Linked DNA regions of Mus musculus: region 2 is linked to region 1. The links are chromatin loops, found by intact Hi-C in ENCODE. Cell type or tissue: left cerebral cortex. All regions are shown on one strand. Links, peaks and the distances in the headings refer to the core of each region. The heading gives the core; the rest is flanking DNA.

Region 1 (16,252 bases), core at 3,336-11,335:
AAACATATAAACACATTAAAAAAAAAATACAAGCCAGGCAGTGGTGGTGCATGCCTTTAATCCCAGCACTTGGGAGGCAGAGGCAGATGGATTTCTGAGTTCGAGGCCAGCCTGGTCTACAGAGTGAGTTCCAGGACAGCCAGGGCTACACAGAGAAATCCTGTCTCAAAAAAAAAAAAAACAAAAACAAAAACAAAAATACACAAACCAAATTTATAGCATAAAGAACTAGAAAAAGAACTAACTTCCATGAATTTAGCAGAAGGCACCAAACAGTGAAGGTTGGAGTAGAAAAAAACAGAATAGACAATAGGAAAATAATTGAAGCTAATAATTGATTTCTTGGCAGTATCATTATATCTGACAATGTTAGCTAGATGATTACAGTCAGAAGTGCAGGTGAAGCTAGCACTACTCGTTTCATTGAAATAAGGATTAGAAGAGCACATGGAATTGTGTGCCAGTGATGAAACGGAGCTGTCTGAAAGCACAGAGCCTCCCAAGAGCAAACCATGAAGAGACAGCGAGACCTTGGCAGACCTTTATCAACTGTGTTAGTCACTGCAGCCGAGTCACAGCAATAGCCAGACCTACTGCAGGGTGAGTGGAAAGGGGAAGTTGACATGCGCTCTCTGGCTCCTGTTCACTCTCATGAGGGAAGTATGATATTATACTAAGTACAATAACCAACCTCTCTCTCACACACACACAGAGATTCCACTTAAGTGAGTTATCTAGAATAGTCAAAAATCATAGAGATAGGGGGGAAAATGGCGTGGAAAGAGACTAGTAAAGACTTACTGTGCAACAGACTAAGTTTCAGGCACTCTGTTTGAGGTAGGCTCTCATTCTTAGCCCGGCTGGTTTAGAGCCTACTTTTATCCCAGGATGGCCTTGGCTTTGTGTCTGGGATTTTCAGGTTTGCAAGCTGAGGAGGTCAGAGATGGATGGTGGGTGGAGGTGGATGTCCAACAGTATGGTTGTACTTAGTTCTCTGTTACATTAAAGGATTGTTACGGCAGTAAAGTTTATAGACAATAACCTCTCTGAGCACAAAACTGGCGGCATGTGGTGGTGCATGCTGTAATGTCAGCACGTGGGTAGTTGAGGTAGGAAGGCGCGTGACAACTTGGAGGCCTGCCTGAACCATAGAGTGAAATGCCATTTCTAAATGGGGGCGGTGGGATGCTTTATTCTGTTTTTACTTTTAAAGTTAACATTATAAAGACAAATATTTGCTCTTTGGGAGAAATTCAGTTTGTTTATTAGCATCAAATCCTACCGACTAGTGAGATCCATTTGTTAGGTATATAGACAGTTTTATGAGCCAACCGTAAACTTGAAACTGGCCATAGGAGAAGTATTTATACCATGAAAGTCAACAAATGCTACAAATCAGGAAATTTTTTTAAAAAATGCTGTTTTTGATCATTCCATCAAATCAAATCACTAGTTTGCAAGCATACCATGGGATATCTTATTCTTAGACTGTTTGACTGTAGAACAATTACTAACTGGTGGGTCATGACCCCTTTGGGGGTCACATATATACAGATAGCCTTCATATCAGATATTTATATTACAATTCATGACAGTATTAGAATTACAGTTATGAAGTAGCAATGAAATAACTTTATGGTTTTGAGGGTTACCACAGCATGAGGCACTGCATAAGAGCCACAGTATTAGGAAGGTTAAAAACCACTGCTGTAGATGAGTAATTTGTGTTTCTGCATTTGTCTATTTTGAATACTGTTTGTGGAATAAATTTTTAAGCCTTGGAAAATACTTTGGGAAGTGGTCTCAGCCTTGTAATTTCAAAGAAATATTGCTGCAATAATAAGCTACCACATGAAAATCTGGGTAACACAAAAGTTTCTTTATTGTCAGAAGGTAATTCAATTCATGTTGAAAAGATATCTCGGAATCATCAGATGGAAGTCGAGTCGGCTGTTAGCAGGTTAAACTTGCTTGCTTACAGACGCCTTTCATGTCTGAGACATTTGTGAACATAGCGGAGCAATGCTGTTCTGTCCTGACGGTCAGCAAGCACAGTCTAAATCCTAGTTCACAGGATGCTCAGCAAAGTGAAGGATTTCTCATGAATTCAAACCCAGAGTAAGTAAGTAAGTAAGTAAATATATAACAGCTTTCAAACTCAGGCCTGCAATAGTGGCCCATATCATTTTTGTAATAGCATATGAAAAAACTATTTTAAACAAACAGTAAACCCTGCTCAGTTGTAAAGAGTCACTCTAACGCTTAAATATCGTAAAAGAGATAACTCTGCCCTGAGGTCATTAGTCCATAGTGATTCAACGTGTTTATATTAAATTGGTAACAGTCCAAGTGATTTCTGCTTGCTACATGAGAGTTTCTAAGATTTTAACTTCTTTATGCTGTTACCTCAGAAGTATATTGTTATAATACTCACTTAGGACAGTGGCTGTTAGCACAGGAAAAGTATTCTTGATTTATACCAAAGCGTTTTCTTAGCTTTGCATGTGTCAGTGTCATTTCTAGGTATATTTAATGCATAACTGCATCAGATTTCTGTTTTGTTTTTCAAGGCAATGTTTCTCTGTGTAACAGCCCTGGCTGTTTTGAGACTTGCTTTGCAGACCAGGCTGGCCTTGAACTTAGAGAGATTCTCTTGCATCTGCCTCTAAAGTGTTGAGATGCACCACTGCCTGGCTTGCATCAGAGTTCTCTTTTAAAGGCTGAATATTTTGTTACTGTCGGATGAGCATTAGTATATATTATGCAGTATGTGAGGCCTTACCTGTTTTACACTTTAGTAGTCTGCAGGACTGCACCTCTAACTTTACAGTATAGTAAACCTTGAAGTGAGTTAAGTTTAATTCATTTTGAGTCAGTTTCCAGACCACCCTCAATGGCAGTATAGAGGACCAACCAGGTGAAGACTCAGGCTTGGAGTCAGAAGATAGTTGCCGCTGAGGCTCCAAGTGATTACAGGGCAGAGCACAAGCAGGATCAAGACAGGAGCCAGCTGTTCAGGAGCGGTGTGGGGAGACCAGATGCAGGGTGCCAGTCCTCTCTTGGTGGAGACACCAAGCGCGCACCTCCTCCAGCGTGGACAGAGACACATTTGGCACACAGTCACCTAGGGAACCTCCCACCACTTAAGTTCATCTCACATGTTTTTAGCAGAGGTGCTTATGGGGGCAGCTTCTTTTCTGTGGCATATTCCAGAACATCAGACTCCCAAGGACATGCTTGTTCAGCATGAATCACATGACTTATACACAGTGTAGCCGTGGTGAGCCACTCCACCTGTGGTGTCTCGAGTGGTGGGAACCTTTCCACATCCAGGTGCCGGGCGAGAGCCTTTACACAGAGGCCCTTCAGACGGTAGGGTCTCCTAGTTAACTCTTATCTGTATGTAGTTTACATTTTCTTCTCTTATCCTACAACCCATCTAGTTATCAGTCTGTGTTCTTAAATAGGTGAGCTCCTGTGAAAATATTGGTCATTTTATGGCATGTTTTCAGGGGTTTAGTCTGATCAAGAGCCTAACGATTTTTTTTTTCTTTCTGTTTTGCTTCTGGTCTCTGCTTCAACTTAATCTTTAGTGGTCTTGATTTCAGTATTTCTACTACTTTAAGTACAAGTACCTATTGTCCAGTGTCTTCTGCCCATGGGACCCTTCTTCCCCTTGTTTCAGCCTGCCTAGCTTTGCCCCAGGTCATCTGTGGTAGTTTTGCATGGTGGTGGCAGGGCGTGCCTGGGTGTATGTGTGTGGAGGCCAGAGGTTGACCTCAGGAATCTCCCTCAGCCTCTCTCCTCATTTGTTGGGGCAGGGCTCTTGGTAAAGCTGGTGCTCACAGATTGGCTGGACTGTCTGGCCAGAGTCGCTGGGGTCAGCCTGCCTCCATTTCTCCTGCTGTGGCAGTGGAGCTGTTGTGTCAGCCTGCCTCCATCTCTCTCTCCTCCGCTGTGGCTGTGGACCTGCCTCCGTTGTGTCCTACTTTTTACTTGGGTGTTAGATCTGAACTCAGATCTTCTGCTTGAACAGCAACACTGCCAGTTTAGCCTTTTCTCATACCTTTCTCATGCTTTTTAATACTGTAATGTATACTACATGTAATGTGACACTGTAATGTCCCTGTGCCTGAGATGGTTTCTCTCCTTTTTATAAAGTTATGCTTGCCACTTAGGGCACAGGTTTTACTTTTTAAAATGTATTCAAAAAGCCTTCAAATAGTTTTAGTTCACAAATTAGACTATTGTGTGGACTACTGCTAAACACTTTCTGTTGCAATGAATTCAATTGATTTTGTATGTGTTTATCTTTCTGTCTTATACTGTTCTATTGCTGTGAAGAGACACACTATGACCAAAGTAACTCCTATATTTAAAAAAAAAAGTCATTGAATGGGGGTCTTGTTTACAGTTTTCGAGACTTTATCCATGATCACCATGGCAGTAAACTGACAGGTGTGGTGCTAAAGCTGTAGCTGAGGGATCTACATCGTAATCCATATGCCTCCGGCAGAAACAGAGACACTGAGCCTGGTGTGACACACCTTCTCCAGCAAGGCCCCACCTCCTAATCCTTCTAGTGCTTCCCAAACAGTCCCATTCTCTGGTGACTAAAAATCCAAATATTTGAGCCTGTGGGGACCATTCTCATAGAAACCAGCACACTTTTCTTCCAGGCTTTTGGAATGATTTGTTTAGAAGTTACATGTTTGCTAAGGCTTTGGAAGTTGTCCCTCTCCTTTCCTCCTTCCATTGCTGTCTTCCCACTCCTCTTTGCTTTCCTCTCCTGTTCCTTCTTGGTCTTCATGTTCTGATTCTTATGTTGGAGTTGCAGAGGGAAGAACCTTCTCATTGTACTTGTTATGACCCAGCTAATAGAAAAAGCAAACTAGTTCAAGAAAAATAGGTGTATATTCTAAGACTCAGAGCTAAAAAATGAGAAGAGATATTTGATACTTGTCTATATATGAATCAGTATTTGGACTGTGTGATATATATAGTCATCTTCATTCTGCTTCTTACATACTAGTGCCCTTGACCTGTAAGGCGTATATCCAAAGCCTTGTGGATATTGCTCACTCTCTGTAATAACCTATGAGGCCCCCTTTTTTATTAGTAAGTGCGTATCAGATTATGGCCTTAAGTAATATTTGCAATTTGAGATATAATAGCAAGACTAGCACAGGTTTCTTTTTCTGTCTTGATGGATGATGAATAAATATGCATTCTTACCATAGATTTTATTTTCATTCCTTAAGTCAGAATCTCTCACCTTTTCACTGAAAAAAAGAAAAAGAAAAAAATATATGGCTTCTTTATTGAGAAACATAAATTGCTAGCATTACTGTTCCTGAGCTTTAGGGCCATACAGAGTGTTGGTTACTTGAACACAACTAATACAACGACTAGGTGGCTAATGTGGGTAGTGTATTCAACATGATCACCTTGAAAGGGGGATGATAGACACGAGGTGGGCTGCAGTGGGCTGATATCACACTGCACTACTCAGGAGGGTGTGTGGTCTAAAACATGAATAATTGACTTCTGTGATTTCCTATTCCATAACTTTAGACTATGGTTGATTTTAGATGCTTAGAACCATGGAAAGATGGGAGAAGAGGGCTACTGTAAGGATATACTGAGGAACCGAAGGAAGCTACAGCACCTTGGGAGCCGCAAACGATACGGAGTTGTGTGGGGCACTGATTGTGGGGAAATAAGGGGGTGGGAGACCTGCCTCGTGCCAGAGCTTTGGGGCTCTGGGTGGGTAGATGCGGGGTACTACTACCATGCGCTCTCTGTGCCACCAGAGTGGGTGTCTGGCTGTGGGAAGCCGGTAACCCCAGTCCCCGGGGGGTAGAGAGGGAACAGTCCAAGATCTCTGGGCTGGCCCAGAGACAACAGGTTCTCAGTCTTGGACATCCCAGATGCTACTGTGTGTCGCAGAAGAGCTGAGAACAAAGTGAGGGCCCCAGGGGCAGCTCGGTCAGTCCGGGGGCCGAAAGGAGAAGGGGGCAGGGGGATAAAAGGGCGCTGGGCTGTTCCCCTTGGGTGAGAGTCTTTGGTCCAGTCTGGTGGCTGGAAACACTAGGAGGCCTTCCTGTGGGAGATGGCTCTTTAGGGGAAGGCCTCTTTCATTGTTCTAACACAGAGGGTCTTGGTGAGCAGAAATGTTCCATGGTTTGAGAAAGAAAAAGAGAGAAAAAGAAAAAGAAAAGGAGAGGCTGGCCATGACCCCATGGAGAGAGAGGAGAAGGGAGGGAGAGAAAGAGAGCGGAAAAATGAGAGTAACAGATAAGAGCTTAAGAGAGAGAAGAGGGGCCAAGCAGCCCCTTTTATAGTGGGCTGGGCTACCTTGCTGTTGCCAGGTAACTGGGGAGGAGCATACCTGGTTATTGCCAGGTTAACTGTAGGGGTGGAGTCTAGCCAGAATACCAGGAGCTCGGGACATTGTCTACATGACTGATAGTCACCAGATTGTGGAGTTGAGGACTCATGGTGTCAGGCGTTTGTGTCTGGGAAGGTGGCTCCCTGTCCCATCTCTTGTAGAGTTTCCTGCTGGGTCTCCAGGGTAAGCCTCCGCCGACCAGAACACAGACTGCCTTTTGAGTCCCGCAGAGCTGCTGCTGGAATGAGACTTGATCTTCATATTAAGAACAGTGAAGGATTTTTTGCAAGATAGTGATACAGTCATAGTTGTGTGTTTTTAAGAGTTCAGTCTGACTTTTAGGGAGATAACTCATTATGGATAAGACAGGTGTGGCAATCTGCAAATACCAGGGTCAGCAGGTAATGATGTGCATGCGGCAAGATGGAAATCAGCTCAGCAAGACTTTGCCGGTGTTGGTTCAGATTCTAGAGTCTGATACTGGACACTTTATTTTAGACATATTCAAATACAGAACGGTTTTAAATAAATGCTTCCTGGTAACAACTGACTCAATCCCACGTGAACAATAAAGCTTAAGGCGTGACTGCATTAGAACTGTTTTGTAAAGTACATGTGACCTCTTCCATAAAGATGAGTTCTACAGCTTAAGGGCCTAGGGGAGAACCTGGTGTATCCCAGTCATACAGATAACAAGGTGGTTACCAAGTTATAAAGTACACGTGCAATAGAATGGGTTCTGTTGACCGAGGAACAATGTTCACGATAAAGGTCTAGGGAGGAAGGATCTGGGGAGTTCGTATGTGGCCTGGCCCTATAGGTAGCACAGATCACCAGGCTGCTAACTGCATCTCCTCCCAGCCTTCTGTGTAGAAGCAAGTAGACATTCCCCCTGAGGAGACAATCCAGCCTGTCTAACATCCCTGCTTTCCCTGGTGCTTATCTGTGAGCACAAGGCTCTCATGCTCTCTACAGATGGGTACAGACTGAACAAGTTGTAGGGGTTAAGATCAATAGGGCTTGGTCATGAGTTAAACATGGATGATGAAGGCTGCCCATGGGTTATTACAGAGACTCTGTATCTTGAGTTCTTGCTTATATAGTTGGATGTATAATAATGCAGTTCTATAACAAAGCACGAGAGAAAGTGCAGATTTGGAGGGGAAGCTCATGAGGTTAGTTTGAAGTATCTTTGATACTTGCCTTTCAGTCTCCATATAACTTCAATTGCATGTAGAATAAGGTGTAAATTCTGACCATGGCTTTGAAGGCCGACCATTTCTGGGTATTTATTCTTACTGTCTCAAACTTCCGTCGTCTTTGTATGTGCTGGTTTCTCTCCCTGAATCTCCTTCACCACTCTCTGCCTCATTTTAACTTCTCATCATTGAGGTGTCACCCCTTCATCATTTCTTTGGGAAAATATTGAGATATATTGATTAGGTGGAAGGTAAGTAGGAAATAGCCACCATCTACTTTGATTAATATTATTACATCTATATAACATGCAGAAACAAGTGGGCTTAAGTTGTGGGTTCCTCCTTGAATTTGGTGACTTTTGAATCATTACTGTTATTTATTCCAGTGTTTGCACTGTCCCAGATCTACCCAGTGCCTTGCCCACCAGCCGCCTCCTGTGCTCTTGCTGTTTTTGGAGTACTTCCTTCTCACACCAGAATATTTCTAGTTCCTCCTGCGCTTTCACAGCCCATCCCCAAAGTTACCGTTTCTCCAAGGAGCTCATGATTCCTGAGCTGTCTTTGGTTTTAGTTTAGTCCCTCTCAAAGACTTAAACAATTATGGAGGCTAGTCTTTCCACCTGCCTCCCACAGAAGTTACTGTGTTCATTTGAAGGGCAGGGAATTCATTGTTGCTGTTTGTATTTCATTTTAGCACCCTTGCCATCTTTGTAGCCTTTTTGTGTGTGAGTGTATGTGTGCCTGTATGTGTGTGTGCACGCGTGTGTGTGTCTGTGTGTGTGTGTGTGTGTGCACACGTGCGTGCGCGTGTGCGCGCACATACATCCAGGTGTGTGTGGAGTGGATATATAACAACATGGCTTTCACAGTGAAATGGAAAGGTTGATCATTCGTGCACCTATTTATTTCTTTACCTGCTTCTGCCTTGTACTTTATTTCATTTCTTACTACTTTTTCTCTTAACTAGAAAGTGGTGTACATTTTGTGCATAATAGTTCACAGTGTATATACAGTGTAATTCAACCATTTTCCTGTATGTTGGCTCTAAGGTTGGCTCAGTAGTTACAATGACTAATTTTGTGGAGGGATAGGTTTTCACATAATGGTGGACTAATTAAGGGTCATTTCCTAGAAATGAGAGTAAAAGTCATTTTGCTGCATATTTCTAAATTCCGCATTCTAGAGCCATGTTCACTTACATTTCTACAAGCACACACACAGAGAGAGAGAGAGAGAGAGAGAGAGAGAGAGAGAGAGGCAGAGAGACAGAGAGACTATTCCTACTGCTTCAGAGAGAGAGAGAGAGAGAGAAAGGCAGAGAGACAGAGAGACTGCTTCAGCACTGTGTTAACATTTACCTATCTAAACATCATTCTATAGATGTAACATAGCAGTTTATCATACATGTACCCTTTTTTTCTATTAAGTTGATAATTGGTTATTGTTTGCCTCTATGAAGGCTATTTTGAAGTATTAATTTTATGTTCAAAGTTGCTAAATCTTTTTAATTGAATCTCAAGGATTTTTCTGGCATACTAATTATATCACATTACATGCAGGTATTTGTAATTCTAATGTCTTTGAGTAATTCTCTTGTGTAATTGTGTTTGCTGTCTCCCTATCTGTACCTCACCTCTTTGTCAAGTAGTAGTAGAGCTAGCAGTTATCTTTGCCTTGTGCCTTACACTTACAGCATTTATATTTAGCATTTATTGATACTTATAGCATTTCTTCATTAAGAGACTCATTTTTAGACTTGATTACAGTTATTTAATCAACCAACAAAATATGGAAGACTTACTTTATGTAAGTTATACACATGATGTTAAACAAAATGTATCTGTGTTGTTTCCAGGCCTGAAGGAAAATGGAAGCCACCTGTAAGATTTAATTTCGTCAACTTGATAGACAGGATGTGGGATTATCTAGCAGACCAGTCAGGGCACGCCTCAGGGATTATCCATATTAGCACAACTGAAGTGAGGAAACACTCCTTAACTTTGAGGGGCAGCATCCCATGAGGCTGGGTTCCCCATGAATTAGGGTTCCTCATGAATTACTGAATTATAACCTTGCAGGACACCAGTATTTGGTGCTCTTTGCTTCACAGCTGGATGCCTCCCACTCCTGTCAGCAGGATTTTCCTGCAGTGGCACACTGGACCCTCAGACTGCGAGCCACAGCAAACCCTTCTTCAAGTCTCTTCTTGTTGACGATTTTGTCATAGCAACGAGAAGGGTACCTAATACACATGCTTTAAAGTCTTCCCCTGACTCCCAAACAAACAACCGTATTTGACTCTGCATCTCACAGCACCACCAGATGGAGCACCATGGCCCTCACATCACGTGGCCATCAAGACATAAACTAAGCTCTAGTTAAAGGTGCTCCTGATGCAAGCTGAAGACAGGGACAGAGGCAGCTTAACCAGCACCAGAAGAACAAGTCAAGTGCTTGGCAAACACAAAACCAACTCCTGGTTGGTTTGCTAGTTTGTTTATTCGTGGGCTTTTTGTTTCATTTTGTTTGTTTGTTTTCTCCTTTTTTCCCTCTTACTGCTTTTCTGTTTTGGGTGTTTTGTTTTTTGTCTATATTTTGAGAAAGAATGTAAAATTGAGTAGGTAGAGTGGTGGGAGTAATTAGAGGAAGGGAAAACATAATAAAAATACATTGTGTGAAAAATGTTAAAGAAAAAATAAAATGCAACAGTTTTGAAAAAAAGGAAAAAAAAAAGTAGGAGTAATTCTGAAGACTTAGAGCACAAATAGGTCCTAGTAAGAAATCCCCAATACCAAGCTTAAAATGTTAGCACAGGTTTGGATGCCCTAGTTCTAGCTTACCTTAAATGTTCAGGAAGGACGAGGATGGAAAGCGTAGAGAAGTCTGCTTTGGGACAAACATCAAATACACAAGCAGGGTGTGGTTCCTCTTAGATTCGGCCCCAAAGCGAAAGAAGGAAATGAAAGGGAAAGTTTAGGATCCAGTATGAAGGAAGGAGAATTACAGCCAGCACCTCCTCCATGAGTGGTGTCCATAAATGAAACTGCACAGAGAGCAGAGCTGTCAGAAGAGGGAGCTCTCAGGCTAGGAACCTGGTTTATAGGATGATAAGGTGGTCATAGCCATGCAGAACTACAGGAAAGAGAGTGTGTGGACATCCTCACTGAGAGTCACAGACTTAACAACTGTGTTCCTTTTTGGAGTAATATCTTCAAACAACACTTAAGACAAATGAAAACCAAGTTGGATCAGAAATACTAAAATTAAAAAGAAAAGAAGAAATGGGTATTGATTGACTTCAAGATTGTATTAGAAACGAAGTCTGAACGACAGGATGTAGAAGGGAGGATGACTGCGTGTAACGATGGAGTCGAGACTGCAGCGAAGTCGAGGGAGGCAGAGAGCTCTAGTGGGTGAGGCTGAGCCCCAGAAGACCAACAGTGCAGGGAGAGAGTGAGCGACTCAGAAGACAAGAGAAGGAGGTGCAGCGTGGGACTACTGGGAGAACCTCAGGAAAAGCCAACCACCCAAACTAATACCTGAAATTAGAATAGAAAAAGAAACCTAAATAGGGAAAAAAACAAAACAAAACAACCCTTCACTCTTCATCTTAAAAGGGCCTATAAGATACCAGGGACTATTAACCCAGAAAAGTCCAAAGAACAGCTTAATAAAACTGTTAAAATTACAGACCAAACCAAAAACGTCTTACGAGCTCCAGACTCACAAAAGCATGTGCATTAAACTTACTGGAGTTGTCCCAATAGATTGAAAAGCCAGGCCACATAAAGCCACGTTTCAGCACCCTGAAGGTATACAAACCAGGTATGGTACCCATTCCCTCTCCAAGCATCAAGGCTATAGCAAGCAGTGAGGAAGGTGAAGGATTCAGAGGGCGTGTGCTGCACGTGTGCATGGATGTCCCACAGGGGAGCTCTCGTCTCGTTCTGGCTGAGTAGGAAAGCTGCCCTGGACAGATAAGGATGTCCTGTGTACAGATCGGAGCTGAGATCAAAACTACACTGTAAGTAGAGGTGTATTTGATGGCCAGGGTTTGTTCTGAAAAAAATGGAGCTGATCAAAGTAACAAAGAATGAGGACTTACTGTAGGAGCTGACTGACCAGTCTGCAAGGGGCTGTTGCTTCTGTTTAGTATCTCAGTGGCAGATGGAGCCATGGATACAGAAAGACAAAGGAAAGAAGGACAAACTAGAATCCTTGTAGGCTCTGCTTTATTTAATGTGACTAGCAAGTGCTCTTTATTGTGGAGCAACACATTTCTGGACCATAGGGTAGAGAAGCTGGGGTTCCCTGGGGTCCCTTCTGAGTCTGCTGAGGCTTTGTGTGTCCTTTGTGTCTAGCCTGGCTTACTCCCTTCAGCTGTGTCTCATACGGAATATAATCCAGCCTCCTATAACTAGATGACCCCATGCATGTCTGCATATTTACTCATGTGAGTAATGTACTGTATTATGTATATAGATTACATCCCGCATGTTTCCCTATGGGACATAATTGTGAAGAGTGATATTGCTAATTTCTTTTGAAATTTAGAGGTTTTTTTTTTTTTAATTTATGGTTAAATTGGGTGAGAGTTCACTGTTGTACTGAGTACTGTTAAATTCCTTACACAGATTGTCCCTTAATTCACTTAACCTAGGGAGTCATTCATGATGTTTCCCCATCCCACAAGTGAGAAAACTGATAAAAGGTGAGCAGTTTGGCCAAAGTCTCAAATCCTTCCCACTTCTGCCCACTCCTACCCTTCCACTTCCCAGGCATCTATCTGCTCCTCAGGATTTTCCAAGATATCCTTGGTTGTTTAGTTGTTGCTTCTCAGCAGTTTGATCGTGAGCTGTCAAGGCATGTTTTCCTCTGTTGGGTCTTAGATGCTATGCTGGCCTGAAGTTACGTATACTAATTCCTTAGCTAGAATGAGAACATTAGGCATTAATCAATGTTTGTTTTGCCCTGATTTCTTCTCTTTTCCTTTTGGATTCTTGTAACTCCTTAGATGCTCTAAGCTGATCCCAAGTTGCCTGAAGAAGTGTCTCTTTTCACTCAGTCTCCCAGTGTCCTTTCTCTGATGTTACCTCAGGGCTCCTGGCCTTTTCCTCTGCCACCAGTTTGCTAGTGAGCTCATTCAGTTTCTTCGTTTCAAGTAGGTGTTTTCAGCTCTGACATCTTCATTTAGTTTTTCTTTTATGGTCTTATCTGTTTGCTTATATTTCCTGTCTTTTCATTCATTTCATTTGTATTTTTCTTTTACTTAATGAAACATGATTTTATAGCTGCTTCAAGTCTCTGCTGATTGAAATTATTTTGGCATCAATATCTTGTTTATTTTTCCTTTGATGATTAATCATATACCCTTCTTTATGGTGTTTGTTTAAGGCAGGATCTTACTGTGACTCTGAATGACTGGGCACTGGTTTCAGGTTATATATAAGACATTGTATATAGTATACAGTTGTATACATTGTATACAGTAATTTCAGACTATATACAAGATATTGGAACTTTGTGATATGTGGAACTTGGGTTCTATTGAAGTCCTGATAGATAAATTTAGTTTTGTTTTAGTAGACATTTAGCACGGTTACTTCTGATTATAAGTTCCCATCTTATAGGGCCCACCTCCAGCAGGAAGACAGGACATCAAGTGAGGGATGGGGTTGCCATTCCACAGTCACACCTCTGACCCATAATTGTTTCTGTCTGAAAGAATTACAGGGGTGGAAATGGAGAGGAACCTGAGGAAAAGAAGGTCCAGCAATAGGCCCAAAGTGGGATCCAGCTCAAGGGGTGGTCCCAAGGCCTGACACTATTAGTGAGGCTATGGAGCACTCACAAAAAGGGACCTAGCATGTCTGCCCTCTGAAAGACCCAACAAGCAGCTGAAAGAGTCAGATGTAGTTATTTGCACCCAACCAATGGACAGAAGTAATAACCCCTGTTGTTGAATTAGGGAAGGCTGAAAGAAGCTGAGGAGAAGGGAGATTTTGTAGAAGGACCAGCAGTCTTAATTAATCTGGACCCCGGAGATCTCTCAAACACTGGACCACCAAACAGACAGTATACACCACCTGATACGAGGCCCCCAACACACATACAGTAGAGGGCTTCCAGGTCTGTGTTCATTCAGAGATGAAACACCAAATCCTCAAGAGACTGAAGGCCTCAGGGAGTTTAGAGGTCAGGTGGAGTGGGGGTGGGGGCATCCATGTGGAGATGGGGGATGGGGGTGGGGGCATCCATGTGGAGATGGGGGATGAGGGTGGGGGCATCCATGTGGAGATGGGGGATGGGGGTGGGGAGGAGGTGTGGGATGTGGAACAGTTGGAGTGTGGATGGGGGGAATGGAATATGGAGTGTAAAAAATGAATTACAAATAAAATTAAATTTAAAAATATATTTATTTTTAATGTATGCGCATTGGTCGTGTGTGTGTGTGTGTGTGTGTGTGTGTGTGTGTGTGTGTGTGTGTATGTGACTGTGTGTGTGTGCGCGCGTGTGTGTGCGCACGCACACCACATGAATGCAATGCTTCCAAGACAAGAAGAGAGCACTGAATACTCTGAACCTGGAGTTGCAGATGGTTGTGAGTCACCATATAAGTGCCAGGTACCCAACCTATGTCCTCTATGAGAGAAGTAAGCTCCTAACCACTGCACCACCCCTCCAGCCCCTCTGCCCATCTTCTCTACTCAGTAATTCAGTTCTTAGTGCTCAGAATTTGCTATGCATTGTTGGTCTTGCCTTATGTATGTGTAGTTTGGAGACATGTGAGTTGAGACAATAGTATTTTCACTGTTTCTCCACACTCTGGCTTCCCTGGTTCTCTGACCAGAATGCAGTGGGGTTTCAGTTGGAGTGTTAGCCACTCGAGTGGCTTCAGCTGACAGCAGAGCTTTTACCTTGGTAACACTGGCCCTACCTTCTGTGGTGCGCCTCCCTTGGTTGAGTCCTTCCATTTTCTTTAAAAGTTTTACCTGAAAATGTAGAGTTCTAATCCTACCCATGAATGTGATCCTGTGTTTATGTTAAAATCAAGATTGTCTGAGATTTAGATTGATTAGTTTTGTATATACTTCTTTAAATACAATTAAATACATTAATCTAGTTGTTTTTTTAATCTATAGGTTTTTTATATTAATAAGCGAGCTCTAGTGTATGGATAATTATTTTCAGATTTTCCTAATGTCTAACATGCACATCCCCTTTTCAGATGGCCTTCTGATTGTCGGTGTTCACTCGGCTAAGTTTCCCAATGAGAAGGTCCTGGACAACATCAAGAGTGCTGTCCTCAGATACAACATCACCCACCCTGTGGTTAACGATGCAGATGCCAGCCTTTGGCAGGAGCTTGAAGTCTCTTGCTGGCCAACACTGGTCATACTGGGACCCCGTGGAAACCTGCTGTTTTCTTTGATTGGAGAGGGACACAGAGATAAACTATTTTCATATACGTCTATTGCTTTAAAGTATTACAAAGACAGGGGACAGATCAGAGATGGAAAAATTGGAATAAAACTCTTCAAAGAGTCTCTGCCACCTTCACCATTGCTGTTCCCTGGCAAAGTAGCAGTGGACCATGCTACTGGTCGACTTGTGGTGGCAGACACAGGGCACCATAGGATCTTGGTCATCCAGAAGAATGGGCGCATTCAGAGCAGCATTGGAGGTAAGGTTTGCTCCTGCTCATGCTGTTTATTGATGAGTCTGTCATATCTTTCCGGTTTAAAAATAGCTCAAGTGTATATACAAAGGCAGCCCGAATTGCCCTGTGACTTTATCACCGAGTTATTTTGTTATTTAGTCTGTGTGTCTGAGTTAACCTCCCCGTCCTCTTCAGAGCAAACAAAACCCAGAAGCTTCACGTCAAAAGGAGATCATTATGTTATATCATCTCTTAGGTGTATTTGTGTGCTTCATCCTGTTCTTCAATAGAAGGGTCACATTTATTTGTTCACGGAAATATATACCAAGATTTTAGGTCAATGACATTTTAAATTCGAGTTTCATATTTTCTTCTATAACAAAATATGTCCATATAGTTTTCAAGACAAGAACTCAGGACAGTGAGCAAGAAACCTGATATTTACACTGTAAAGTAAACAGGCTAGGGTTTGTACATCCTCTTACTTCTCTCTTGTTTCACCCTTAAGAACCCCTCCCCTTTCCATGCAAGCCCAGGCCATCTCCTTTCATAGCTCCCTGCCTTAGATGAGAACACGCCTCTAGTTTCTATCTGCACGATCAGTAAAATCCCCCAAGTACAGTCATACTAATCTGCTTATCTGGGCTGAACTGACACAGCAAATTAGACAGAGGGAAAGCCACCCCTTGTATATAGCCAATCCCACTTGATAGCATAGGACACACTTTACCTGTGGAAGTAGATTAAACATGGTCCTAAGCTATTGCTCATTGTGTGTGCTGAGATGTTCTCATCTCTTATGTCATTGTTTATGGTTTTTATTAGAGTATGTGCTGTTTTGTGAAGCTTGTTTGTTTGGGCTACTTGATATTTTCAGTTTAACAGTTATGACAGTTATTATTTGAAAAATGTCTTGAATTTAACTGGTTTTGGCTTTGTGATTTTGGTGTATATACATGCTTATGTGAGTCTGTGTGCTGATACATGCATAGAAGCCACCTT
Region 2 (16,252 bases), core at 3,974-11,973, 110 kb before region 1:
GGTGATGTAAGGAGCCTGCCGTGACAGACAGGATACCCTCCGATTGCGAGCTACAATAAATCCTGTCTCATTTCCTGTTGCTGCGATAAAATACCCCTACTAAAGCAACCTAAGGAAGAAAGGTTCATGTGACTCCTGATTTCAGGATCGAGACTGTCATTGTGTGGAAGTCGAGGCTACAGGAACGTGAAACAACTGGTCATGCTCTGTCCACAGTTGGGAGCAGAAAGCTCTGGATGAGTGCATACTGATTCTCAGGGGTTTGGATTCCTTTCCCCCACTCTTACACAGTCCAGAATATCCCTTTTTCTAGGATTCCACCCACCTCAATTAACGTGCAGATAACCTCTCCACAGACATTATCCATGAGCCAGTCTCATCATGATAACCCCACATGGAGATTGCCTTTCCCAGGGACTCTACGTTGCGTCAGGCTGACAATCAAAACCAACCCTGATTCTTCCTTAAGTTGCTTGCCAGGTGTGTTGCCAGAGCAACTAGAAACGCCACTAATAACCCTTCCGAAGGGCCCGCCTCCAAATACAACTAGCATATGAATTTGGAGATTAGGCAGTATCAGTTTCTGAGGTCACAGGCCGTAGTGCTGCCCCCGCACCCCCTGTGGCCTGTGAACCATAAGCTTCCATCCCCTGTGCCCATCTCCATTCTGAATAGACGTTTGCCGAGTGTTATGATAGGATCACTTGTATGCTCTCAGAGTGTCTGCAGATGTGATCCGCAGGCTCTGAGATGTCTAAGTAGAAGACATTGTATTGCATATTCTCACTGGTTGGGTTCTGCACTGAAGCCTGGGTGCTTGTTCCTCCATTCCCACCTCCCTTCCTGCCTTTGCAGCCTCCCAGAGAGTGATTCTCTCTCCTCACTGCTGTGCCCTCAGGCCATAGATTGCTTTCTTGATGGACCTCAGGGACTGCTTAGGATCAGATGTTAAGTGGTTCTTTTGGATTCATAAGTCATGAATACAGACACACTAAGGACAATATTTGAAAAGTCCCAGCCAGCCCCTCACCACTGACGTGGACAGGGAAACTCCATTAGCTTGCAGGTCCATGCATCACACAGTATGTGATCAGCCAACACCTGAAAATACATGGTCCAATGCAAGGGGCTGCCTTTGATGTCACAACTTTTAGTTTATCTGGAATTGTAAATATTTACGCCAACACAGCTTTCAGCAAATTTGTTTCCAGCTTTTAAAGCCAAATGATGCCAATGGCATGTAAATTTAGAAGGGCTATAGCGCCAGACACACAAGACCAGGGACTTCCTTTTTTTTTTTTTCTCGAGACAGGGTTTCTCTGTGTAGCCCTGGCTGTTCTGGAACTCACTCTGTAGACTAGGCTGGCCTCCAACTCAGAAATCCGCCTGCCTCTGCCTCCCAAGTGCTAGGATTAAAGGCATGTGCCACCACTGCCTGGTGACAAAGGACTTCTTGAGCTCCAATGGTCTGACCTGAGCAAATAGTATGGGGGTTGTAAAGGGGTTGGAGAAGGAAGGGTTAATGACAGGGTGGGTCTGGTCTAATTCTAGTTTTAACTTCAGTTATGTAAAACAAATATCAGTCAGCAAAGCATGTGTTTTCTTATTTATTTATTTATAGCAAGGAAGCATTGGAATGCTTACAAATTGGACTCTGGGGCTGGAGAGATGGCTCAGCAGTTAAGAACTCTGACTGCTCTTCCAGAGGTCATGAGTTCAATTCCCAGCAACCACACGGTGGCTCACAAACATCTGTAATGGGATCCGATGCCCTCTTCAGGTGTGTCTGAAGACAGCTACAGTGTACTCATATACATTAAACAAACAAACAAATAAATAAAAATTGGACTCTGAGTTGGACCTATGATCTGATTTCAGCTGTTCCATTTGACCACATGTTGCCCATGTGATCCTTGTGTCTCATCATCTACATAAGAGGTAATAGGAAGATGAAAGGAAATTATGTAAAAGTGGGAGATTTAGTGAGACGCCTGCACAAAGATCATCAGTAAGCAGTAGACATCCATGACAGTGATGCTAAGATGCTGAGGGGGATGCTGCTGGTGGTAGTAACTGTCCATGTGCTGCCTCTGCCCCCAAACCTCTCATCTGATCATGTCTTCTAATCTGTGTTGCCAAACCGAAGTCTTCCCGAAGTGCAGGGACTGACTGAAGCGGCCAACGCCTCATGAACACAGCTCATTGTCCAATGTCATGTTACGTTGGGTGCTTTCAAATGTGACCGAGATGATGCTCACCCCAGAGGAAATGAGCAAGTCACCCCAGGAAAGTAGTTGGGGGAGCTGTATGTATCCAACTCTGCGTATAAATGGGAGCTGCCCCTCTGCCTGCAGACTCAGGGATAGGTTGCTGGAAGAAATACTTTCCATTCTAGCCTCTAGCAAAATGGAGGGAACAGGAAGGGAGAGGAGGTTGGAGCTGGAGATTCCTACTTTACTGATTCCAGAACTTTGGAGTGTCAAAACATCCTTAGTGGACTGTCTAATGCAGCAGTTTCTTAGTCTGGGCCACTCCCACTACCGTTCAGGTCTGGGATGAAAAGCAGGAATCTATGTTTAACCGCCATTACTGGCCTTTCTGATTCCGCCCTCCAAGGACAGCAGACTTGCTATAGATACTAAAGGGAATTTAGTGGTGTGTTGGTTTGTCAGAGACCATCCTGTGAGAAAGCGAGCCCTTCACAATCTCCCTGACAGGCCAAATGGCCTCGTGCTAGGAGCTGGTTATCACTCCCTTCTCCCTATTCCCTTCCTGGCACCTGAGGCTGTAAAAGCTGAATTATAGTCCCCTCTTCCCTATCTCTTCCTGACTCTCATGACTTCCAAGGACATGAGTTACACCTGAGCCCGGCCTGACACCCCAAGGCTGTTAAGGAGGATCTATGTTCCGGAGATAAGACGCAGAGTGCCTGCCGCCTGGAGCCTGACTTCGGCCCTCATGTCAGCAGATGCCTGCTTCTTTGTTCTTTGTAAAATTCCCCCTCGACCCCTCCCTATTCCCCCGCGATTGCGATGTATGCTTTAAAACAAGGCACCTCAGCATAATAAACGGAGACCTTGATAGGTACAATCTACTTGGTCTTCGCTTCTCTTTTCTCTTCCATCCCATTTTCTTCCAGGTTTGCGGTCTCCCTCACACCCATGAATAACTGAATCCCGTGGGACGGGATATTGGCTGTTTTCAGTCCTGGTATATGTCTGTTGGTTTGGATGTGAGATGGCCCACAGACTCTTGTACGTGAACACCTGGTCTCTAGCTAGTGGTGCTGGTTCCAAAGGAACCTTTGGGACACGAAGTCAAGCTAGCAGCAGAGGGACATTTATTATGAGATGCTGGCTTCAGCTGCGTGCTTCCTGAGCTGCCAGGGTGGCAGGTCCTGCTCTGTGTGCCTGCTGCTGTGCTTGTGTGCCTGCTGCTGTGCTTGTGTGCCTGCTGCTGTGCTCTGTGTGCCTGCTGCTCTGAACTCAGCTCTGCCTTTTCTGTCACGTGGGCTAAGATACCAAGATCGAGCCAGACCAGCCTCTCATGTCTTCCATTGCTTCTTGGCTGTGATGAGAAAGTACCCAACACAGTATCCTCTCCCCAGACCGACTGGCAAAGGACTCAGGGGGTTAACACACCGGGGAATTTTGAGAGTCTACCTAGGAATTTTAAGCTCAAGGCAATTTACTAAGAAGTGCTTAAGGCAGACATGAACCACCAAGCCTTCAGCAGATTAGCCCAGATGCACTGCCTCTCCAGGAGTCAATCGCTTTGGCAGTTTCTGCTAGACAAGAGGGGACCATTAATCTCCATGATACATCCTGATGTTTAACTTTTTAAATTATGTGCATGAGGAAGGAGGATGTGTGCACTTGAATGCAGGTCCTGAGGAGGCCAGAAGAGGGTGTCAGATCCCCTGGAGCTGGAGTTACAGTTAGAAGCCACCAACATGGGTTCAGGGAACCAAACTCTTATACAAGAACAGCGTGCATTATTAATCGCTGAGCCGTCTCTTCATCCCCACTACTAATGTTTTAAAAGAAATCTCTTCTTCCTGAAACAGCTTCCACAATTAACTAGATTAGTGTTAAGCAGAGAAGGAAACAATCCATTCTCAAGTGTTTTTTTTTCCTGAGGGTTTAGAACCTGTCCTTAGACACTTGGGGAAACGCTCTCAGCTCCTGCAGGTTACCCTGCTCCTCGACTGCATTAAGTACAGACAGTTTTTAAGTACCAAGATGAAAGAGATGAATTCTTTTGCTTTTGGGTCGCTAGTTATGATGTTGCTTGACGTGAGGACACAAGCTTTCTCCTTGAGCATGCATGAATTATACAAATATTTGCAGACCAAAGCCCAAAGAGTAGCTTGTCCCAAAAGATGTGAAAAAAGGACACAGAAAACAGCTTCTTGCTACACAGCAATGGCCTGTTAACTGGAATTAACTAGAAATTATTTGCCCCTCCGTTTCAGCAAATGTGTTTAAAGAACACTGTGCCTGGGTTAATTTAGAGTTTAGCATGCTGGCAGTGATGGCAATGCCTTTCTTCAAAAGCTTTGTGGTGACACTCTTTCTTTGTCATAGTTAAAAATAAGGTTTCCAAGGATATGTGTACATCTTAAGAATTGCTATATTGAAAACCCTTTTAATCTCCCATGCCGCCCACGTGGAATGGAGAAAATGTCTACTCAGTGGTTGTTCCAGAGCCTGGGAGCTTCAGAAAGCCAAGGCAAGCAAGGCATAAAACTGGACCAGTGAGCCATGTGGCTATGTCAACACCTGGTTCTAGTGACCACGCGGAGAAAGGCCGAGTTGTCAGACAACCCCGGCTTCAAGTCCTAACTCCACTGCCCCCGTGTCAGATAGCCCAGAGGACTTGTAATTATCCCAAACTTGCTTCTCCATCTTAGAGTAGAAATTATTCTGTGTACGACCTCTTTCCACGGGTCTTGTGAAGAGTACATGATATAAGGAGATGAAGCACACAGCACACTGCATAGAACCAGAAGACATTCAATAAGTGTGTTTTACGCCAGACCTTATGACAATGCGTGACACAGAAAGGACCTCTGGAAAGGGAGGTGGGAGAACAGGTCATAGATGGATTTTGACATACAGCGAAGGCACTTTCTAAGGATACTGATGTCCATGCAAGAAGAGAAAGGCTATGGAGACAGCAGAGGGCATTCACAATTTACCTGAGCTGTGGAAGAGACTCCTGTAGAGCTTCCAGGCAAAGTGCAAGCCGCCTAGAGAGAAAGTTGTCATAATCAACATGGGGTCACTTTTGTCAAAGTCAGATTGGAGATGCGTCAAAACAACAACAACAATGAGAGTTGGAAATCTTGTGCATGTATTTCTGAAATCAAGAACTATGACAAGAGGATCTACCAGCCATTTTACACAAAGGAATCACAGTCTTACACTCTAACCTAGCAACTGCCTGTCCAAACTTGGATGGACGCCCCTTGCTTTTGGTTCTCCCAGACATGAATAATTACTTGTCTCCCGATGATTATGTAGCTCTGGCATTTTACGGTATCCCCCTTTGCTCCTCTATATACATCCTTGATTTCCTGTGGATGTGTAATTTCATTGCAAGATTCATTTCCAAAACAACTTCATTGTCTTTGGAGAAGCTCTTTCTGTCAATCAGGTCAACACCAAATAAATTTGAATTTCAGATAGATTTTTATTTTAGGGTGAGCACACACCGGATATTGTATGGAACTTTCCATGATCTTAGTTTGGTCTGTTTTGTTTTGTTTTGTTTTGTTTTGTTTGTTTTGTTTGTTTGCTCATTGTCTAATTGCTACTGTTACTGGTTTGTTTCTGTGTTTGTTTAGCTGAATCTGGTAGCCCTGGAGCGAACACCACAGAACATTGCTCTAGCGTTATTGTCTCTCACCCAGTTGTTGGGAGGAGCCAGGGAAATAACTTGAAGAGAAAAAGCTTTTCAAGCTCCGTAGAAGTATACACCCGTAAGGACTCATTTCCGTTGGTGGGTGTTTTTGTGAGAATTCTGACTCATCAAGCAAAAGGCTTGTGGGGTTGGGGAGGGTGATGAAAATACCTAGTTTGGCTTCTATAGACCACAAGGAGGGGACTCAATGTGATGGCTGGCCACCACTGACACCTTAGGGTCACCAGGGAGCCTCTCTGGTGTGGATGCTAAGCAGCACTTCCTCCCAGCTGAGCTTGAGGCTGCTCTCAGGAGTCTGTGTTGTTCAATCTGTGCACAAGGAGGTGGACACCTGGGGGGCAGGGAATGGAGAGATGAGGAGTTGGAACTTAGAGAGGGTCTGTCCTGCAGGGAGTCTGGATAAAGGGAGATGGGAGCAGGAAGGGGGCAGAGGAAACATGTGATAATGGATACCTTCAGCCAGCTCTTGTTATTTAAATTTTAGAAGTTACAGCTCCTGCACCTAAGACTTGGGGAACCTTGAGGAAGAGGTTCAGAAAGAAGATGAGAGTCAGAGAAGCAAGATGCCTGCTGAGGCTGTGTCTCCTCAGAATGTCAGGGATCTATGCCCATGCAGCATCAATAGCATGGCTGCCTACACAAGTGGGAAACCAATCGACGAGCCCACATGGAAGGGGGAACTTGTGTGGTACCAACCCTAGACAAAGAACCATGAGCAACTAAGGGATGCTGAGGGTGGGAAGGAAAAAAATGGAGAGAAAAATGTGTTGACCAATAGTAACTGGTCAGTTTCGAAGTCATATACATATTAGCAACGTTATATGGATTGCAAACAATGGTTAAAGAAAAGGGTTCAGAGGTCATGAGTATGATATAGAGCAGGAATGGGGTGTGGGAAAGTTTTGAGGAGAAAGGGGGAAAGGGGAAATGATGTAATTATATTTTAATTTCAAAAATGTTAGTCTTCTCAAACAATGTAGGCATGGTGACTAATACTTGGCCAACTTGGCTGATCCAGAACTGCCAAGAAGTCATGTGACTGGGAGTGTCCGTAAGGGATTCTGTAGACTAGGTTCACGGAGGTGGATGCCTTTAATATGATGAGCACAGTTGCACAGTCAGGAACCCTGACGACATGCAGAGGGAGCTAGCTGGCTAAACTCTTGCGTTCATCTGCCTTTGCCTCCTGACTGGACAGAATGGAGCCAGCTGCTGGAGGCTCCTGCCCCCTAGACTCCCCTAGACTCCCCCTCTCCATGGTTGACTGCACCCCCAGAAGTCGCCAGAATAAACCCTGGAGTTGTGTTTGTTGGGTTTTTGTCAGCTATGAGGAAAGCAACCAATACAACAAGGACAGAGCACAATGGCCACATTAAAATCAGACTTGGAAATGAACTACAAGGAGTGGATTGGGTTTAAAATACCAGTAAGAAATGCTGTAGTTCACCAGCCAAGTCCCTACAACCACACACCCTGTGGGAAAAAGTTCACTCCCATTTGAGGGTACAAAAAAGACCAATCTGTGACTGGAAATTAATGTGTGGAATGGTTCACTTTCAACTCAAGCAGCTGGCTCCTAATTTCCTCCCTATCTTGACAAGGCATGTGGGGGCCGAAGACCAATTTCTCTTTCAGAAATAAAGACAGGAGATGTGGGTGGTTACATAAAAATGTACCCAGCTTATTCTCAGCAAACTACAGTTCCATGCAAATTCACCATTTGTCCTTAACTATCCATGACACTTGAAAAGAAATGACCATATATGTAGTATAACCTGTTTGTGTATATTTCATCAAATATTTCTTGGCCGATATGTGGAACATTCTTCTGTTACTGGGGATATAGTAGAAAATGAAACAATCTTAGCCCTTGAAGAATTTGTATCTGGTCAAGAACACTGATAGTTAATACAATTTCATGTACCAGGAAGTATTGAGTAGTAAGATCAATAAGATGCAGAGCCTATAAACAGTGAGGTGGCAGGCTGGGGAAGATCAGCCAGGAAAGGCTTCTCTGGGGAGATTAATATGTGTGCAGGAAGCAGGCTGGAGAGGGAGGCAGCGCAAGCAGTTAAGGGCAGAGACCTTGAGGCAGCTCCCACCAGACCTCTGTGAGAAAGAGCAAGAAACTCAGGAATAACGAAGAAAGGGGCGTTGATAGATAATGCAGGCCTTTCAGCCATGTGAGCGCACTGGGTTCACTGTCATGAAAAGGGAAACCTTAGAGATACTCAAGCAGGGGGTATAGGTGTGCTGTGCTGTGCTGCTGCTGAAGACTCCCTGGCTAACAGCAAGGAGACAGAAATGTGGAAGCAGAGGTCCAGGTGGGAGGTTGTGGTGGGAATAGCTTAGGTGAAGGTAGGGTGGAGCACAGCCCTACAGCTTAGCTGAGGGTAAGGTGGAGCACGGCGCTTAGGGGAGGAGCGTCATCACTCAGGTTTGTGCTTCTGTCTTCCTCCTCATACTGAGGTATGACTGATGTATAAAGTTATGCAGAGTCCATGTACAGAACACAGCGAGTGTGGAGATAAATATGTCCCCATGAGACCATCATCGACATGGAGCTATGCCTTATCTGCAAAGCCCATCTGACAGAAGACACCTCCCAGGTGTATGGCTACACACGTAGATGGAATGATGCTGGCCCCTGCTAGCTCTGTCATGTCTGCGGGAAGGAAGTGTGCACAGGGTAATCGTCAGTATTTCTGCAAGCTGCAAATGTTCAAGGTGCTCACGAGGTTCTGCAGGAGAGTCTTCCATTAACCCATTATCTGCTTTCCCCATGACAGTGTCCAGTTTGCTGTGCTCGCAAACGACTATAAAATCAGAGACTTAAAATGACACAGATGTGCTCTTGGTGACAAATGTCAGATGTATAAACCAAAGTCCTCTGCGGGTAGGTTCCTTCCATAGACTCCAGAGGACAATCTATGCCCTTTCCATATGCTAGAGGATGCCCACATTCCCTGGCTCCTGGCCACTCACTATGTCTTCCAAGTCTCCAGCAGAGGGTCTTCTCTTCCTTCCTGCCATGCCTGCTGAATAAGCCTGGCCCTTCTTCCAGTCTCCAGACCCTTTAGTTTATGTTTTTAAATTCCCCTTTGGCCATATAAAGTAACAGACTCAAGTTCTGGAGACTGGATACAGACCTCCTTCAGGGTGAAACCATCATTTAGCCTAGGATACACTTTGTCTTCTTCATCCTCAAAACATAGGTTGAGTGTGGAATCGTAAGCCCCCGTTGTACCAATGTCTTTATCCTCACCACTGAGTGCAGACTGGTCATGTGTCTAATTAACGCTCCTTTTGCAGCCCTATGTGTAGTTCGTGGTGATGAGACAGCCAATCATATCAGCCAGTGTCCTTTGCCCATTTGTCAGTAGCTATGTGCTTCTGCGTGGGGAGTACCTCTGCCTTCCAAAGCCAAAAGTTATCTGTGCCGATGAACTGCTGTCTTACTGATGATGTTAGCTGGAGGCGTGTATAAAAACACCCCAGCTCCCTCAATATGGGATGGACTAACGCTAGTACTTGCCTTCCCCAGATCATAACCCCTCTAGATACCTTCATTTGACCCTCCAGAACCCCTCTTCCCTCTTGCAATGGCCCTCAGAAGATATATGAGTCTTTTCTCTGATTGACCCGCTGCAATCAGACTCTCATTTCAACACCCCTTCACAAGCGGTTCTTCTAAAGTCGGCAGGACATCGTCTTACCAAATCCAGGGGTCTGTTCTCAGCCTTGGCTCAGTCCTCCTTTTGGTGGCAGAGGACATGGCTGACTTCTTCCCCAAATACTGCTTCTCTCTGAAGTCCTGCTGCTGGCTCTTCCATATCTGCTCCTCTGCTGACGTCGCCCCATCCTTCCCACTCCCGCCTGTCTCTGCTTTCTCCGTTCTGAACATGGTTTGACAGTGACATTGGAACTTCCTAGAGCCTCGGCTGCAACAGTGTGGTACTTCTTCCCTGGCTACAAATCTCCTCAGAACCTCCTCTCTCCTCTGATTTCACCAGGCCTAGAAATGGTAAAGCTTGCAGGTAGTGAGCCCCGGTGTTTCACCATGCCTGACTACTTCCTGTAATTCAACTGACTTCTTTGTAAATACCCACTTAGTAACTCTCTCCTGTGTCTACTCTGAGCCTAGTGATCTTGACAAACACATTGGGCTTTTTGTTTTTTTTTTTTTTGTTCATTTGTTTTTTCTATGCATGTGTCTCTCATATTCACCAACAGAGAATTATATGCCTAATTTTTTCTGCTCCCACTTTGCTGTTATACAATTCATACCAATAAACATTAAAAGTCAAATATTCCTTCCTTTTAAATGTAATCAACTGAAGTAGATTATGATGGCTAATTTTGGTTGTCAATCTGACATACTTGAGAAGAGGGATTCTTAACTGCAAAATCACCTCCATCAGATTGTCCTGAGGACATGTCCATGGGGGCATTTTCTTGGTTGCTACATTGATGGAGGAGGGTACCATCCCTAGGCAGGTGAGCCTGGGCTATTACACAAGAAAAGTAGCTGAATCGGAGCCTTGAGCAAGATGGTGAGCAGCATTTCTCTATGGTTTCTGCTTCAGTGCCTGCGTGAGTTCCTGGCTCTACTTCCTCAGTGACAGATTGTGACCTGTATGTAAGCTGAAGTTAACCCTTTCCTCCACAAGTTGCTTTAGGTCATGGTTCATCAGGCTAGAGCAGAGCTTGAAAGAGATTAAAACATTGAAGAAAAAATAAAACACATTTCCCAATACAAAAAAAAAGGACAGAGGAACAGAAACACAATACAAATTGGATTGTAATATAATTTTATGGGGATTTGTCTGGTTCCTCAAATTTATGATTCATATGTTTATGTACAGCCTGACCTCTCTTCTGTGGGTCCCAGAAACGAAAGATGGCCAGTTTTGTTACGTTCAAAGTTGAAAGCAAATAAACTAGGCTGCTCACGCCCTGAGCTGTAGGAAAATCCCATCACTGACTCACGAAAGCCAGAAGTCGGTATGCATCCTGGACAACGTAACAGGCAGTAGGAAGTAAGCTTCGGTGTGGGGACCACTGCTCCTGCGGGCATCTTCCTCCTCTCTCTCTCTGTCTTTTGTATTGTGAACTGACCCTTTCCACTGTCCACCAAGACCTCACAGCTCAGGGCTAACCACTGACAATACAAAGACTTAGGACAAGGGAAAGAGAGCCCAAGTAGAAGGCTTCTAGCATCCCTCCTGCCTCCTGCATCCCTCCTGCCTCCTGCATTCCTCCTGCCTCCTGCATTCTTCCTACCTCCTGCATACTTACTTCCTAGCCTCCCTCCTACTTCCTGTATCCCTACCTCCTAGCCTCCCTCCCACTTCCTGCATCCCTCCTACCTCCTTCATAATTCCTCCCTCCTATTCTCCCTCTTACCTCCTGCATCCTTCCCAGCTCCTGCATCCCTCCCACCTCCTGCATCCCTCCTGCCTCCTAGCATCACTACTATAGCTGTCTCCTGAGTCTGAAATCTTCGGTTCACCCTTTAACACCTGTCTCCATCCTCTACCCTCATCTTGGACCCAAATGCTATTTCAAAATAAAGAGAAGCATGATTTTGGCACTCTGTCGATCTAAGAGTTGTCTTCGGCATCTCTGTCCTTTCTTTTATCAACAAATCCAATATTAAAATGAATGTGTGTGTGTGTGTGTGTGTGTGTGTGTGTGTGTGTGTGTGTTGGTGTGGTGCTTAATAGGGAGGATATTATTACCTTTCTTATGCTTTTTTTTTTCTGTCTCTAAAACCTTTATAGGCCACAGCCAAGGGTCATTCACAACCCTATTAGGGAACAAACAAACCAAAGCTCTTTTAGGGAGCTTCAGAAGGACTTTGTTCCATCTCCTGGACACCCACATGGAGGGTGAGACACCTTAGTCCAGTCCCTTGATCTTCTTGTTGCCAGTGATCTGGCCTGGACTGCCCAGTTCCTGCAGCTGCTCTACTTTGTGGGGACAAGTGGTAGGAGCTGAGGGCCTTGCATACAATCTACCACCTTCCTTCCCCCCGTGTTGCTCTACATGAAAGATTCCCTCAAACATCTTCTTTCCAAGAACTAACTGCCTTCTTGTTCAGCCAGCAGGACTCCCACCCAAAGAATCCCCTTCTTGTTTTCTTTATCCAGTCATCTCTTTTTATCTTCCTTCTTTAATCCCCTTTGATTCTGCAGGTCATTGGAACGCTCTTTGGTAAATATACTTAACTCCTTGCCTCTTTTTGTTCTTTTGTGACATCTCCCTAGGAAATACTAGCCCAGATTGGAGTCACCCTGCCCCCATGAATTTCCTGTCTCTGCTCCTGAACCGAAGATTGCCACACATCAGACAAACCTAAACCTTGCCGCTTACCACGGTAACCCTATGATGGTGCTAGCATTGGGAGAGGCAGAGGAAGAACAGTTCTGAAGAAGGACCTCTGAGAGCCCTGAAATGGGGTGACCGTGTGTGTGAATAGAGAAGTAAATGGAAGGGACAAAGAGAAGTGACCCTTGCGGCTGAGAACCAGGTGAGAGCAACCTAGAAACAAAGTATAGAGGACGTTAGCAAGGCTTGGCAGACTGCCATTGCCTTTTTGAGTAAAGACTTTGGTGTCAGGCTACTATATATGTTATCAGCCAATGAGAGGACAGAAACAAGACCTGCTGCTTGCCTGCTCCCCCTCTTCAGTGGTTTTCTTGTGCAAAGCCCAGACTAGCTCATCAACTTTTACAGGGGTAAGGAAATGGCAGCTTCAACTACATTTCAGCAGCATAGCTGGCACATCAAAGGAATGAGGAAGGCCAAGAGTCTTGATGCCTCAGAGAGGATAAAGAGATAACCGGGTTGAAATGAGGTGATGGGAAGAGTAGCGAAGCTAGGGAGGTGCAGTCACAAAGGGAGACCAGCAGTTTATAAGGGTCACACAGACATAGGTCGTTTCAACGCCCCAGGGGTGGCCATGGAGAGAGGAAGGAAAGGGAAGTAGAGATGAACTATCACTGCGGTGTTAGACCTCCCTGGCCCAAGGATCAGTTCTCCAAAGTTCTTCATCTTTTCTGTTGTCTGTGTATCCATAACACAGTGACTGGCATCCAACAAGCATAGCATTACAGAGTGTGGGAGGCACCACAGTTTGCTGTGGGGTGGTCGGTTCAATCTCAGTGGAGTGTAGGGTCTCGTGGAGGATGAAATAGTCGTCGATTAAATGATTAGACAAACACAGGTAAAATGGTAAGAGTGAAATGTGCTCCCAAGTTTGCATAGGATCAGATGGTGTCCTGAGACCCTGCCTCTGACTGAGAGATAAGAGGTCCCTGGGAAGTGTGGTTCAAGTGGGACCTGGAAGATGGGCTGGTCAGGGGAGATGTTTAGGAAGAGTAAGCTAGAGAGTGGGGACACTGTGGATTTGTAGAGAGAAGACCATCATAGTGTGAAGACCATGGTGGCCAGAGTGCAGAGATCAAGGTGAGAAAAGGCTTTGCTTCTGTGGTCCTTCCTAGAGGGAGGCTGGGAATGCACAGTGACTATTCCCCACCTTTCTGGCTGAGACCTGACTTTATTCAGATGACAGTAGAAAGAACCAGGCTAGGTCTAAGCCAATGAGATTCCATTTCCTCTTGGTTCAGAGACTGGCCTTAAGGTGACATGACCAGCCCAATCAGATGTAACAGGAAATCTTCCTCCAATATTGTAGGAAAACTGTTCCTTCCTGATGTAGAAAGGACTTGCAGGGATACTCATTTCCCACACATCCCTTCCCTGGGACTTGTATGCTGTTTTGTGAAAACATGTTACAATGGCAGACAGCTCTGACCTAAACAATCAGAGCTACAAAGCCAGTGTTAGAATATCACCAAGTGACTCTTGACTGCTTTGCTCAGACATTCAGCATGATGTCTGACAAATAAGGTATAGGCCACTCTGATTTTTCTCATAAATGTGCAGGTAGAAACAGTACAACTCATAATGCCCATCAGTTTGGTCACGAGACTCATAAGGTCATAAAAGCACTTCATCTTGCCAGTTGTCTTCACATTAGGACATCACCAAATGGGACAGATGAATTTTGCACTGGTTTCATTTTTACACTATCTCTAGGACACGGTGTGTAAAGCCTTTTCTCATCTTACCTCTTTTAGTTATCTGGTATAGAATAGAGACGCAGTAAAGATGGCCCACAGTGTGGTTGATGTCACTACTTATTGGTGGCATCAACAGGGATGTTTTCTCCGCAGGGACATTGAGCATACACGTGTCTTGTCAGCTTGCATACTGGTGAGCCCTTGGCTTTGGATCAAGGGCAGAATCACACTGTGGCCTGAATGGGTACTGGGAGTGCTTTGAACCAGGACAGAAACGGGACCATGAGAACCACAGATCTGGCAACCTGCCTGGTTAGCCTTACCAGTCGGTAGCAGAGCAGGTCAAAAGCTGAGAGAAACTGGTCCCAACATAGATCTCACAGATTTCGGGCTACAGAAGAGCACATGCCAGCCATAAGGTCACCATAGGCTGGAGTTTCATTTCTGTCACTGGCTGTGTGGCCTTTAGCAAACTATTTCTTCTCTAAATTACAGTTCCCTCTTTTTGAAATTAAGAGGGTTAGGACTAAATGATATTCTGGGTGAATTAAATCCCTCCCCGTAAACACTAGATATTTCCATTTAGTACATGCTGCTGAGCTCTGTTTTGGTGAAGGAGGAACAGGAAGAGTAATTTTGTGACAGAGGCCTGTCTGTCGTGCATTTAGCAGATTAGTTGTCTGAAATTTCAAAGACGCTGCTTACTTGCAAAGGTATTTGACTGGCAGCCTTGCCTGTGTTGTTGGTAATGATTAATAAGGAAAAACACCACACTTCTGTCTTCTGGCATGTTTCCGGCTATCTCACAAGGTTAGTATTTGATGCCAGAGGCAGATTTCATTTTCATTTTCTACATTGCATCTATAGTACAAGTAGCTTTTCTTAGGTACTTATGGGATATACTAAGCAACTTCCCAGAAAAAAAATACTATTACTGGAGAATAAGAACAAATGTGGGAACATGGTGGGATAGGTAGATGGACAAGCAGACAGACAGAAGATGGAAAGATCATGGGTCTGTCATCTGTTTTATTGTTTTAAAGGAATAAAAATCATAAAGTAATTTCCTCTTCCTCTGTTGGTTAGGAATTGTTACCACAGTGACAGGCTATCCATAGCTCTGCAGTTCACAGTGGAGACCAGCACAGCTGTTGAAGAACTACTTAAGACACTAACTAGTAACATCTGCACAAAGACCGGCTGTGAAGCCACAGAGAGTTTCCAGGTCTAAGGTATTGACTGTATATCAGGAAATATATTTCAAGAAATGGTTTCTCCTAAAACAAACAAAGCAAGTTCTGTGCAGCAGGGGGACAAATTGATTCTGCATGACTGGAGCCCAGAAGAGTTGCCAAAAGGAGAACCAACAAGGCCTGCCTCCTCTGTGTGGTGCAGAAGTAAACAATGGAGGAAGAGCCCTTGCCAAAGGCTAACCAGTACTGTGTACTCCGCTTTTCATGGGGAGCCTTATGCTTTAGGGAAGGTTCTGTAAAGTCAGGATTATCCATCCAAAGGTGGGCATAGTGGCACACTCCTGTAATCCCAGGACTCAGTAGGCTGAGACCGGGAACGCTGTGAGTTCAAGACCAGCCTTGTCTACCAAATAAGTTCTAGGCTAACCTCAGAAACAAAGAGACTTTGTTTCAAAGAAAAAAGAAAGAAGAGAGAGACAGAGACAGAGAGATAGATAGAGACAGAGACAGAGAGAGACAGAGAATTATCCATCCTATTATGCTGATGACTAATGATATCAAAGTCTGAAAGACTACAATGTTAATGAATATGTGGCAAAGCTGATAGAAGCTGAGCTACCTCAGCACTAGGAACAAAGGTAAAAGACTATGTCCTTTTGTTTCTAGAGGTAACAAGATGTAACAATGTAACAGTGATGTAACTCATTAGCACTCTGCCATCTCGTCTACCTATAATATGAGTTTAAAAATACACGCAAACCCCTTAGCTGGCCAATACTACTGCACTGGTCAAATGGCAACTGTTTGTGTATGTTTCTTGCTTTGAAGGGGCCATGTGCTGGACAGCATGCCTAGTCCCTCCCTCCACCAAAGAAACTGCTCCATCATGAATGAATTTGCCAATATTCCTGGAAGCTACTCGAAGGAATGAATGTATTAGAGAAGCCGGGCTTTTGTTTCCTAGTTGGGTACAAAGCAATTCTTCCTAAGGAAGATGTGTTGGTGAGATATGGCTGGGTGGGAAGCAGAGAATTGTTTCAGTGGTAG

Evidence for each region. Peaks named below come from ENCODE experiments on the same cell type or tissue, not always from the same donor. Only the 100,000 strongest peaks of a DNase experiment are listed, where the experiment ranks them.
Region 2: a loop joins it to region 1, with 8 times the contacts of the local background. A loop is called at or near these places in 2 of 42 quality-filtered maps.

The regions. Positions count from the first base shown.
Region 1 is chr19:56,555,598-56,571,849 of GRCm38, forward strand. Nhlrc2 (NHL repeat containing 2) reads left to right here. Exons shown (of 11, transcript NM_025811.3): 3 at 14,819-15,274. Among named protein-coding and RNA genes, the nearest start is that of Nhlrc2, 15 kb to the left of the region's middle. In left cerebral cortex, for the core only: CTCF peaks have their summits at 9,903 (motif pointing right) and 10,654 (motif pointing right); DNase peaks (open chromatin) are centred at 6,837, 8,076, 9,903 and 10,655; H3K27ac peaks cover 3,074 bases.
Region 2 is chr19:56,445,073-56,461,324 of GRCm38, forward strand. It overlaps Gm46657 (a long non-coding RNA gene), which reads right to left and starts at 9,918. Exons shown (of 3, transcript XR_001782684.2): 1 at 9,642-9,918; 2 at 5,201-5,251. It also overlaps a transcript of Plekhs1 not described here. In left cerebral cortex, for the core only: a CTCF peak has its summit at 7,036; DNase peaks (open chromatin) are centred at 4,635, 5,984, 6,995 and 7,545; H3K27ac peaks cover 3,194 bases.